Regions from separate parts of the Homo sapiens genome. Here all the other regions are linked to region 3. A link is a contact called in ENCODE Hi-C or POLR2A ChIA-PET data. All regions are on one chromosome and are shown on one strand. Each heading gives the region's core, a stretch centred on a gene start or an enhancer-like site at or near the end of the contact. The rest is flanking DNA. Distances are from core to core; before and after follow the strand shown. Region 1 holds the start of DLD (dihydrolipoamide dehydrogenase). Region 2 has its middle 22 kb from the start of SLC26A4. Region 3 has its middle 40 kb from the start of SYPL1.

What was found. Hi-C counts contacts between places; a loop is a spot of excess contacts on that map. ChIA-PET counts read pairs that join two places held with the same protein, here RNA polymerase II (POLR2A). Pooled maps may share reads with other maps.
Region 1: a loop to region 3 is called in a map with no recorded cell type, with 5 times the contacts of the local background. The contact joins the promoter of DLD here to the enhancer-like site in region 3. A Hi-C loop is called at or near these places in 1 of 37 single-sample maps with no recorded cell type and 2 of 50 pooled maps. POLR2A ChIA-PET finds 5 or more read pairs at or near these places in 1 of 52 experiments (GM10248).
Region 2: a map with no recorded cell type shows a loop between it and region 3 (8-fold over the local background). The contact joins two enhancer-like sites. A Hi-C loop is called at or near these places in 2 of 37 single-sample maps with no recorded cell type and 2 of 50 pooled maps.

Annotation. Positions count from the first base shown.
Region 1 is chr7:107,888,780-107,892,835 of GRCh38, forward strand. It overlaps DLD (dihydrolipoamide dehydrogenase), which reads left to right and starts at 2,404. Exons shown (of 14, transcript NM_000108.5): 1 at 2,404-2,510. The coding sequence starts at 2,472. RefSeq lists enhancers at 2,105-2,184, 2,142-2,824, 2,335-2,574 and a silencer at 2,635-2,744.
Region 2 is chr7:107,636,831-107,640,526 of GRCh38, forward strand. No RefSeq gene overlaps it. Among named protein-coding and RNA genes, the nearest start is that of SLC26A4, 22 kb to the right of the region's middle. RefSeq lists an enhancer at 1,738-1,887. Within about 2 kb of position 1,926, at least 3 of the 41 ENCODE cell types and tissues checked have a DNase peak (open chromatin) inside an H3K27ac peak, as active enhancers do.
Region 3 is chr7:106,070,186-106,073,978 of GRCh38, forward strand. No RefSeq gene overlaps it. Among named protein-coding and RNA genes, the nearest start is that of SYPL1, 40 kb to the right of the region's middle. RefSeq lists an enhancer at 1,898-2,192. Within about 2 kb of position 1,491, at least 28 of the 41 ENCODE cell types and tissues checked have a DNase peak (open chromatin) inside an H3K27ac peak, as active enhancers do.

The DNA.
Region 1 (4,056 bases), core at 1,154-3,653, 1.8 Mb after region 3:
AATCGTCACTCTGTATCTAGCTCAAGGTTTGTAAATGCACCAATCAGCACTCTGTGTCTAGCTCAGAGTTTGAAAATACACCAATCGACACTCTGTATCTAGCTAATCTAGCGGGGACTTGGAGAACTTTTGTGTCTAGCTCAGCCATTGTAAACGCACCAATCAGCACCCTGTCAAAATGGACCAATCAGCTCTCTGTAAAACAGACCAATCAGCTCTCTGTAAAATGGACCAATCAGCAGAATGTGGGTGGGGCCAGATAATAAAAGCAGGCTGCCTGAGCCAGCAGTGGCAACCCGCTTGGGTCCCGTTCCACAGCGTGGAAGCTTTGTTCTTTCACTCTTTGCAATAAATCTTGCTGCTGCTCACTCTTTGGGTCCACACTGCCTTTATGAGCTGTAACACAGCGAAGGTTTGCAGCTTCACTCCTGAAGCCAGTGAGACCACAAACCCACCAGGAGGAATGAACAACTCCAGACGCGCTGCCTTAAGAGCTGTAACGCTCACCGCAAAGGTCTGCAGCTTCACTCCTGATCTAGCGAGACCACGAACCCACCAGAAGGAAGAAAGTCCGAACACATCCAAACGTCAGAAGGAACAAACTCCGGACACGCCGCCTTTAAGAACTGTAACACTCACTGCGAGGGTCCGCAGCTTCATTCTTGAAGTCAGTGAGACCAAGAACCCACCAATTCTGGACACAATATGAATATGGAAAGTTGCTCATGAGATAGTTTTAAGTGAAAAAAATCAAGTTAGCAAAATAAGTGTGGTCCAATTTCTGGTTATATTCCTTAGCTGGAATATAAACACTGCTAGTGTGGGCTGTCCATTGTTGACATCGCTCCCTCCACCTCCCGTGTGTTCGCATTAATTTATATGCGTTGTGGCTTTTGTTCTAGCTGAGAGGAGAAGAGGTATAGTTGGTACAAGAGATGAGGAGGAATGTGGAGAAATATGGTGAGTGCAGTAAGGAATCTATTTCCTGCCTCACTTCTCATACTGGGTTGAGCCCCTAGGCTTTGTGAATGACAGCTGGAAAGGATGGAAGTGTTTCATTTTTTAAAAATAAAAATATGATATTGTAATTTTGGACAAAGGAGTAGGGAACAAAGCCCAAGAAAGTTCAGGAAAGAATTGTGAGATTTTGTGCATATGGAGCAGTAACTCCTAGACCAGATGTCAAAGACTGCCATGAAGCTGGAGAGGAGACAATTCTCCCCATCTGTGTGGTGGAGGCTGCTCAATGTCCCCCAATTTCGCTTCATCTCATCTTGCTTATTAATACAATTTCAGTTAGGCACTCAGCTGACAGGACTATGTTTCACAGATCCCCTTGCAGCTAGGTGTGGCTTTGTAATCAGATGGAATGAGGGGATATGATTGTAGAAACTGGAGCAGCCATCTTGAATGAAAGATGCAAGGCAAGCTCTGATGATGGCAGAGTCACGAGATAAAAGGAGCCTGGGACCCTGTCACAGGACAGAGCTGCCAGCAATACCGTCTCTATAACAAACACTAAATTTAATTATTCATATCTAAATCTGAACATAGGCAGTAATTTCTAACCAGTGTTTAGCCCAGCACAAGGCCTGGGTGGTAGACTTCCAATAAATGTAGAATTAAGTTTATTCACACTATATAGACTTATTGCAAGGCAAGAATGAGACCTTAGACTTTCGTGCTCAATCTTGAAGACAATGTTTTTCAACCCTTTTCAACAGATTCTCTCTCAAAACCTAAAATCTCATCCACCATCCCACTCTCTTTTTACCAGGGAGATGTGTTTCTCAACTAAAGAAATAGAAGAAAGTGTGTTCTCTACGTATTGTCAGTTAGCTAATTAGAGCAGAATGCTGGTGATGCCAAAATCTGTAGCCCCATCCCTTATATGGCATTTGAGAGGAGCGAGTATAAAGCAGTAGATAATACCAAAGGTTTTGGCCTCAGGGCCGCAGTTATCTCTCCTTTGTGAGACCTTGGGGGCACTGTTTAACCTCTCTGGGTCTCATCCAAGAAATGGAAATACTAATAATACTCCATATGGTTGTTGCAAGGATGAAATGAGATGTCTGTAGGAAGTGCCGAGGAATGCCTAGCACAACCAAGAGCTTGTTGAACTTGTCACGCTTTACTGTCGATAATGTGCATTAAGCAAACGCTAGTTTTATTTGTTTATTTCATCTTCTAAGTATAAGAATACATTGTAGCTCGACATTTTGGCACCAGCCCCTAAAGCATTCCCACCACCACCCCCGCTGCGACAAAGCCCTGCGCTCCTTACGACAGCGTACGACGCCGAGCCTGACAGGAACGCCTCGTGCGGTAGAACCGCGCGGGCCAATCGCGCTGCTCCCGGGTGATGACGTAGGCTGCGCCTGTGCATGCGCAGGGAGGGGAGACCTTGGCGGAGCGGCGGAGGCGCCCAGCGGAGGTGAAAGTATTGGCGGAAAGGAAAATACAGCGGAAAAATGCAGAGCTGGAGTCGTGTGTACTGCTCCTTGGCCAAGGTGAGGGCCGAGTAGGTGAGGTCGTGTTGAGCCAGAGGCACGGAAGGTCCCGCTCAGTGGGTCCGGTACGCGGCTTAACCGTGTTGGGCTGGCGGAGGCGGGCGCCTGGGCCGCACCACCCCTGGCCCCGCCTCTGCACTGGCTCAGCCCGGCCCTGGGCTCCGAGGTGGCCGCTCATCCTGCAGCAGGCGAGGGACGGGGCTGGGCCCAGGCTGTGGCGAGTCCTTTCGGGTTGTGTGACGGCCGGCGGTCACACATGCCACACCCCCAAGCCTGGGCCGAGGGCCATCCCGGTCACACATAGGCCTCTACCTTGGAGGAAGTGTAAGCCACCCATGTCCCGTATAGTCTGGCTTTTTATACCATTTGCCTTTTTCTCATCCTAATTCTGATCCCTGAGTGGCCTAAGTTTATGCAGTGGGCAGGTAACCCTGGGGTCACTTCTTGAATGGTTTAGATCCAGTCAGCTCCAACAGATAGCCCTCGGAATTCCCCTAAGGTCTTGTCAGTGTTGGCAGCTTTCAACTGGTGTTCATTGCCATCTCTCACGACTTCCTGGAGGCTTAAATCTTTAATTGCAGCAGGTTATCAGAACAACTCTCCTTTTTAATCTGCTTACCAGATACAGCCAAATTGTGTGTATGTGGCACCGTGGCTGGGTACTATGTTAGTGGAGACCTTAAAAATAATATAGCGATCAAACCCTTTTGTTTCAGAGATGAGGAACCTGAGTTCTCAAAAGTTAATGTAACATTCTGCAAGTCATGCTTTTAGGGAGCGGCGGAGGTGGGACTGAAACTCAGGATTGTCAATCTGCTGCTTTTTGGGTTTGCTGTCCTGACCTCAAATGTTAAGAGTTGCCTTGGAATAGGAAACATCAGTGTAGGTTTTGTCACTGCCGCCCATTTTCCTGCTGTGAGCAGGGGTTATTTGCTTGCTTGCTTTCTGCCTCATTGCCCTTAGGAAATGGTAGCCGTCCACATATAGAGATTAGGGAGATTATGATGCAATTTGTCAAACTGTAGTAGCACCAGAACGTAAGTACATTACTTGGTGCATTTTCCTAAGTTACCTTGTCTAATTTGCTATTCCTAGTTGATGTCTCAGGAACATCTTCATAGATTGTTCTAAGTAAATACGGACTGTATATACACGCTAGCTTAGAGTTAGGAAACAAAAATTACAGGTAAAAAGATTATCATGTATAGATTATTCAAGTATTTAAGTTAGAACTTTCAGAGCTTTATTTATTTATTTATTTATTTATTTATTTTGAGACGGAGTCTCACTCTGACATCCAGGCTAGAGTGCAATGGCACTATCTCAGCTGACTGCAACTTCCGCCTCCCGGGTTCAAGTGATTCTCCTGCCTTGGCCTCCCGAGTAGCTGGGATTACAGGCACCCACCACTACACCCGGCTAATTTTCTTGTATTTTTAGTAGAGTCGGGGCTTCACTATGTTGGCCAGGCTGGTCTCGAACTCCTGACCTCAGGTGATCCGCCCACCTCAGCCTCCCAAAGTGTTGGCATTACAGGCGTGAGCCA
Region 2 (3,696 bases), core at 676-3,175, 1.6 Mb after region 3:
GGGAGGCTGAGGCAGGAGAATGGCGTAAACCCGGGAGGCAGAGTTTGCAGTGAGCTGAGATCCAGCCAGTGCACCCCAGCCTGGGTGACTGAGCGACACTCCGTCTCAAAAAAAAAAAAAAAAAAAACAGAACTCATACTGCTGAGCATGGTTGCATATGCCTGTAATCCCAGCTACACAAGAGGCTGAAGTAGAAGGATCACTTGAACCCAGGAGATTAGCCTGGGCAACATAGCAAGACCCCATCTCAAAAATATAAATATGTAAAAATAAATAAAAGGACTTGTACTTTTTAATAAGCACTCACCATGTGCTAGGTTCTGATTGCTTTATCTACTTCTATGCCATAAACTTTTTTCAAATTTATTTTGCATATTTTTAGATGCCTGCTATACACTGATCCTTGTGATAAGAGCAGCCAAGGTTCCTTGAGCACTCACCATGTGCTAGGGTCTAATTGCATTATGAACTGTTTGTCATTTAAATATTGCAGCAAGCCCATGAAGCAAGTAGTAATATTACCCCCAATTTTCAGATAAGAAAAATGAGGCATAGAGAATGTGAAAATAAATAAAATTTAAAAGCTCTTGGAACCCCAGAGAACACATTAAGTCTTGAGAGATGTGACTGTGATCTCAGCCATGGAGCATGGAGTTGTAATTTCTGCTCCTTAGATTATAGATTAACTCTCTTCTTCAGTGTTCTTCTTCTGTAAATTATGAGGAGAGACAAGAGACCAGACCTCCTTCTAATCACTGATCTTTGTGATAGATTAACTGCCTCCTTTTTTGTACCTGTATTAGTCTGTTTTCACCCATTATAAAGAATTGCCCAAGACTGGGTAATTTATAAAGAAAAGAGGTTTAATTGACTCACAGTTCCACATGGCTGGGGAGGCCTCAGGAAACTTATAATCATGGTAGAAGAGAAGCAGGCACATCTTACATGGTGGCAGACGAGAGAGAGAGAGAGAGAGAGAGTGTATGAAAGGGAAAGAGCCCCTTATAAAACCATCAGATCTCATGAGAACTCACTCACTATCACAAGAACATCATTGGGGAAACTGCCCCCATGATCCAATCACTTCCCACTAGTTTCCTCCCTTGATACATGGGGATTATGGGGATTATAATTCACTATGAGATTTGGGTGGGGACACAGAACCAAACCCTATCAGTACCTAACTCAGTTAAGGTAGCACTAATTACCTCCCAAATTTTATATCTTCAGTGTGGAATGTTAAATAGACCTTTCCTGAAAAGAAAAATATTACCTTGTCTAATTGGATTACTGTAACTATACATTCAGCCATATACAGAAAAATATTGAAATTCTGTTAAGCTTTCTAAACCTTATCTATGTTAAGTGACCTCAAACTTCTACACTTCAAAGTGCTGACTTCCATTCTTTGGAATCTGTCTCCCAGGCCATCTTCAAACTTTGTACTTGAATAAACTCTCTTCAAAATTCAAAATAAACTCTCTTCAAGTCAAACTAGATTCTGACGCTTATTTCAAGTTGACATTTTGGCAACCATGAAAGGACCTAAAGCAAGCCTCTGTTGATTCCCCACTGCATTGCCCACAGTTAGGATCCTGGTACCAGCATGAACAGTTTTCATTCACTTGGCTTCACTGGAGCCAGCAGAGGGTCTCCGGTGAAGACCCTCTCAGGTTTTGAATCTCCCTGATTTGGGTTGAGAATCAGACTTTACTCAAGTGACCCAATTCCACACTTGATGGAGCTGGAATTGAAGCTCTACTTTAAGGTAAGAGTTTTTGTCTGTTCTCTAGATATTCTTCTGTTCACAGATTTGTGGTTTTCACTTTTCTCTAAGGTTAAGTGTTATTTGTAACTGCTCATTAACATTTGTACAGCTTTTTCTCTCATTTGAATTTTGGTCAGGGAAAGAAAGTTTCTCTCTCTGAAAAGAGGAAGTGAATGTGGCTTAAGCAAAATTTGCATAAAAGAAAAAAACCTGGCTAAACTCTGAAGCTTGGTTCATTTGACATATCTAAAGTTGTTTTGTTTGTTTCTGAGTGACCAAAAAGAAAAACTTTCTATGAGGATGGCCAGGTGCGGTGGCTCATGCCTGTAAACCCAGCTCTTTTGGAGCCCTAGGCAGGCAGATCACTTGAGGCCAGGCATTCAAGAACAGCCTGGTCAACATGATGAAACTCTGTCTTTACCAAAAAATACAAAATATTAGCCGGGTGTGGTGACATGTGCCTGTAATCCCAGCTACTCAAGAGGCTGAGGCAGGAGAATCACTTGAATTTGGGAAACAGAGGTTGCAGTGAGCCAAGATCATACCATTGCACTCCAGCCTGGGTGACAAAGTGAGACTCCGCCAAAAAAAAAAAAAAAAAAAAGAAAGAAAGAAAGAAAGAAGGAAGGAAGGAAAAAAAAGAAAAGAAAAGAAAGAAAGAGAGAAAGAAAGAAAGAAGGAAAGAAAGAAAGAAAGAAAGAGAAAGAAAGAAAAAGAAAGAAAGAGAGAAAAGCTTTCTATGAGGATGAAGATAAGTACCAAAGATAAGGGACACTGTTTCTCCTGGCCAAAAGGCATCTTAGGCTAATAAGGTCTTGCGGGAGTGTCTGAACTCATTACTCTTAACATGCAATAGTACTGTAGGGAGTTCTCAAAGAAGAACACACAGGAAATCTTGCTTAACCTGGTGGGCACATATGAAGGGCTGATCTTCTAGTGCCTTAAGTGCCCAGGATTCCTGGCTTTCACCAAGACAGGGAAGAAGAGAGAAGTGATTCACTGGTGTCACCTCAAGGAATAATCCCCATTAAGCAACATACCAGATCAAAAACATCTTTCCCATTTCATCTTTGATCACTTAAAAAGAGAATCCAAATTATGGGCAATCATCCATCTAAAACTGAGTCTTCCTTTTTAAGGAGAGATCCACCTTTAGAAATTCCAGCTGGATTCCTGTATAATATTGTGGTGCAACCTCCAGTCAATATCTAGAAAAGTTGTCTTTCTTAACCCATGAAGACCCCAAACAACAATGACCAAAGTGGGCTATCTTTGAAATACCTAAATTAGCTTATTTATGTGCACAATTAGAAAAAGCTATTTCTAAAATTAAAGAAAATAATTGGGAGAGTTACTTCTAACAGTACTTAGAAGCATCTGAAAAGCGCTCTGACAAAGTTCTTCCTCTACAGGAAGAAAATTAAAAGCCCTCTAAAACCATTTCTAAATTAAAAAAAAAAAAAACTGCCAAATCTTTTACTCCTCCTTCTGCTTCCCCAACTCTTTATTCCCCATCTCTTCCTCATCTGAACGACACTGCCCAGCCTTTCCTTCTTTTCCTCCCCTTCCCCTTCTTCCCACTCCTGTTGTTTTAGCTACATTTTGTGAATGGCTGGTATCTGGTAGAGGAGAACCTGCCTTAACTTATCAACTATGATCAAAGGTAGACATTAAAGGCATAATTAAGGAATTTCCTCATCCCCACCAAGACCCTATTGGTTTTGTCAGGAAATTTGAACTAAATATTCAAGTTTACAACCCTGATTTTTCCAATTTGTATTAAGTAGTTCACATGTTAGTATCAGAAAGTAAAGCTAAAGATTGGAAGAGCTAAGGCAAATTGGAGGAACCACTTGAAGGACTTTCATACATTTTCAGAAGACCACAAATGTGACCATGAGGTTTCAAAGGCTTTGCTCAAGCCACCC
Region 3 (3,793 bases), core at 241-2,740:
CACGGTGGTTCCTCCGTGAGCACATGCCCTGAATTCCACCTGGCCTGTGCGTCATGCTCAGTTGGCAGGATATCAGAACCAATGCTGCCAACACCAGACTCTCCACGTGCGGAGCAATTTATGAAACCCTGGGGCCAGCAATGGCCACCTTTGCATCCTGGAGTTAGGATGACCCTGACACATCCCAGCCCCAGCATACACCACCGCGCTGCCCTGAGGCTGGGCTCTACCTTTTGAGAGCTACTGAGCTCTGCAGAGATGTGGGTGAAGGGAGCCACAGACATATCAGTCTGGCAGGGGCTTAGAGTCACTGCTCTAACTGCCTATCTGGCAGGTGAAGAAACAGAGGCCAGGGCAGGCAAGCCCTGACCAGGGCAGTGTACCTGCTTGGTAGACGAGTTCTCTCCTTCCCCCAGTGCAGTGCCTACTGTCTCTCTTTAGCTGTGCCTAGCTGGGTTGGGGTCTTTTCTCTGGGCTTCCCTAACCACTCCTGCTGACCCCTATCTGAGCTCCAACTTCTCCCTGGAAACCACGCATTAACCTATTACCTCCTCGCTACACTGTGAGTTCCTGAGAGGGGCTTGCGTCTTTCTCATCTGGCAGTTGGCCAGAGCCCCATAAGTACACTCAAGTTGAATGAGCGATTAAATGGGTGACTGCAACAAGCCTGGGCAGGAATGGGTAGTGCTCTTTTTGGTCATGGCTTCTTAAACACAAACAAGGTGGGCTTCATTGGGCCTTATTTCAGAAAAAAATATTCGTCTTATTATAAAAAGTAATGTTTGGCCAGGCACAGTGGCTCAAACCTATAGTTTCAGCACTTTGGGCGGCCAAGGTGGGAAGATTGCTTGGGCCCAGGAGTTTGAGACCAGCCTGGGCAACATAGTGAGACCCTGTCTCTTAAAAAAAAAAAAAAGTTAGCTATGGTGTTGCATGCTTGTGGTCCCAGCTACTTGGGAGGCTAAAGCAGGAGGATCACTGGAGCCCAGGAGTTGGAGGCTGTAGTGAACCATGACTGTGCCACTGCACTCCAGCCTGGGCGACAGAGAAGACCCTGTCTCAAAAAACAAGTAAGTAAAGCAAAATAAAAAGTAATGTTTGACTTGAACTTACAAGTTAAAGAACTGATGAGTCGATTGTGCTGTTTTGATTCTGTGGCTCCTGTCATCCGTCTCACTCTACCTCCCAGCGACACAGTCCTGTCCTCCTAGATACATGTACCCTAGCTTGAGAAGTGGGACTGCGGGAAGCTGGGCCAACCAGGTGGCTTATTCACTGTCTGCTGGGGCAGGAGGCAGGGCAGGGGCAGGAGGGAGGCAACCCCAGCCTGTGCCCGGCTTCCCCGAGGCGTGTGCCTTGTGCGGCTGCTGAAGGAGTGACTCCTGAGGAAACCAGCTTTTCCAGGGAGGCAAGGGATGGGAGAAGAGGGTGGAGAAGGAAGTGGTCACACCACTTGCCTTCTGCCAATACTGTCCCTTTCTTACGCGTTAACCTTCCACTCTGAGCTATGACACTTTCAGTACTAGTGTGGTAAGTTCTACAGGAAACAGGAAACATGGTTTAACAGACATCCCTTTAAGCTTTAAGTGTAGCCCAGGCCCTGTTCTAGCTAGAATGAAGTTTTGCATAATGAATAGATACCAGATTCCCCTGAAGGGCTCTTGCCCCAGAGACTCTCAGTGGCCCACGTTCACAGGTACTTGCAGGCATGCATATATGCTTCTCACCTCTTAGGAAATGGCCTTTGCAGGCATGAAAAAACAAATACCTCAAGTTCCCTTCCTGAGCCTCTTAGGCAACATGAAAAAACTACATACCAATCCCGAGAATGGAAGCTGGTTTGGAGTTTCACCTCACAAAAAGCTGGCCCCACCATGCTCACCCAAATGGCAGATTTATGAAGGTTCTGTTTGACAAGAGCAAAGGATCCACTTTGAGCAGCTCTGGGCCTATGGAAGGCAAGGTGTTCATGTTTAAGCACAAAGGTAAACAGAGCATAGCAGCAGGTTACAGAGATCATTTATTTTCCCGCTGATGACAGACATGAGCTCTGGCCCAGGGCCCAAACTTCTTATCCTTGAAAAACACATTTTACAGATTGCCGGCAGAGACAGCCAACCCAGATTAAGCTGCCAGACCTAACTATTTTAGATCTTCCTCCTACTCCTCTGGAAAAAAAAAATATAAGATAACGATTTTTGTCCCTGAAAAACAATGAGAGGAACTAAAGGAAAGCCCGGGCTCTATTCTTAGGGGTCTGCTGCCCTCCAGAAAGCCCAGCGTACAACTTCAGGCAGGCCCATGACACGCCAAGTGTTTGCATTTTGGAAGAATCCTAATAGAATTCCTTCAAGTGGCAGATTCCTGAGGACATTTCAGGATTTATTTACAGATCGTTAACTTACTTGTCACAGAAACCGAAGGGCAGGGAAATTTTGAGCTGACATTTTGGAATGCCACCCTCAAAGGGTGATCAACCAGAAATAAAGATAAAGTGCCTTTGAAATGATAAATATGAAGTAATGGGGACAAGGATTTGTTTCATAGGCACCGTTTCAGAAAAACATCTCTAATGTAAAGTGAAGCCCAGAAGTATATTTTACCTGCTCTTCACTGACTATGTAATTAATGTTTCAGTGACTGACAATTCTCACTTATCACCATAAATTTTTTTCTAGAAATTGCCACATAAATTGGAGCATCATAAAACAGGTTTCTGCAAACTGGTTTGTATGTTTTTTATCATAATAATGAGGTTATAGCCGGGTGCATTGGCTCACGCCTGTAATCCCAGCACTTTGGGAAGCTGAGGTGGGTGGATCACCTGATGTTAGGAGTTTGAGACCAGCCTGGCTAACATGGTGAAACCCTGTCTCTACTGAAAATACAAAAATTAGCCAGGCGTGGTGGCTTGCGCCTGTAATCCCAGCTACTTAGGAGGCGGAGGCAGGAGAATTGCTTGAATCCAGGAGGCAGAGGTTGCAGTGAGCTAAGATCTTGCCATTGCACTCCAGCCTAGGCAACAAGACTGAAACTTCCTCTCAAAACAAACAAACAAACAAACAAACAAATAATGAAGTTATAAATTTGGACTTACATTCTGGGTTAGGGACTTGACATCAAGCACATCAGATATGATTTGATAATTTCTGTCAGGAATGCAATAATAAAATAGCTCTAAACTCCGTGGTCATTATAAATAGTAAACTCATGCTCCAAGCACTATAAAATGGGCATGGGCGCACTGTCTGCATCCCACTGGTTTCCTGTTACCCCACCTGCTGCCTCTTGCTTGACCATGGGCTGTTGATGGAAACTGAGGACTAAACTTATAAGGCCCACCAAGCTTATCTTGCCTTGCTTGCTTTTAGCCGCTTGCTTCTAGCTGATTTTAAAATCCATATAGCTAAATAATATATATCTGCCAGTAGCTTCCTTATAGTTAACAACTCTAAGGCATTGCTCACCATGGTAACAGTTGTTTTTCAGGAAGTGGGGGTCAGTCCTTGTCCACTTCAAACCAGCTGAGACCACCAGCCCTTCAACTGGACCTGTGTGAATGTCCAGTTGATATGGACAGGAGACAGGGAAATACTGGGTAGAAGAGGGTGGTTCCCTGGCAAAGGCCCCACCCTAAAGCCTGGAAACCTGCAGCCTGGAATGAGAACAAGCATTCCTGTTTTCATGCCCAAATGTTGCCTTTTGGTCTGGAACGCCCCCTATCCTGTAGTCATATAAACCCTAAGCCCCAGGCTCTACAAGCAGATGAGCAGACAAACAGAAGAGCAGAAGA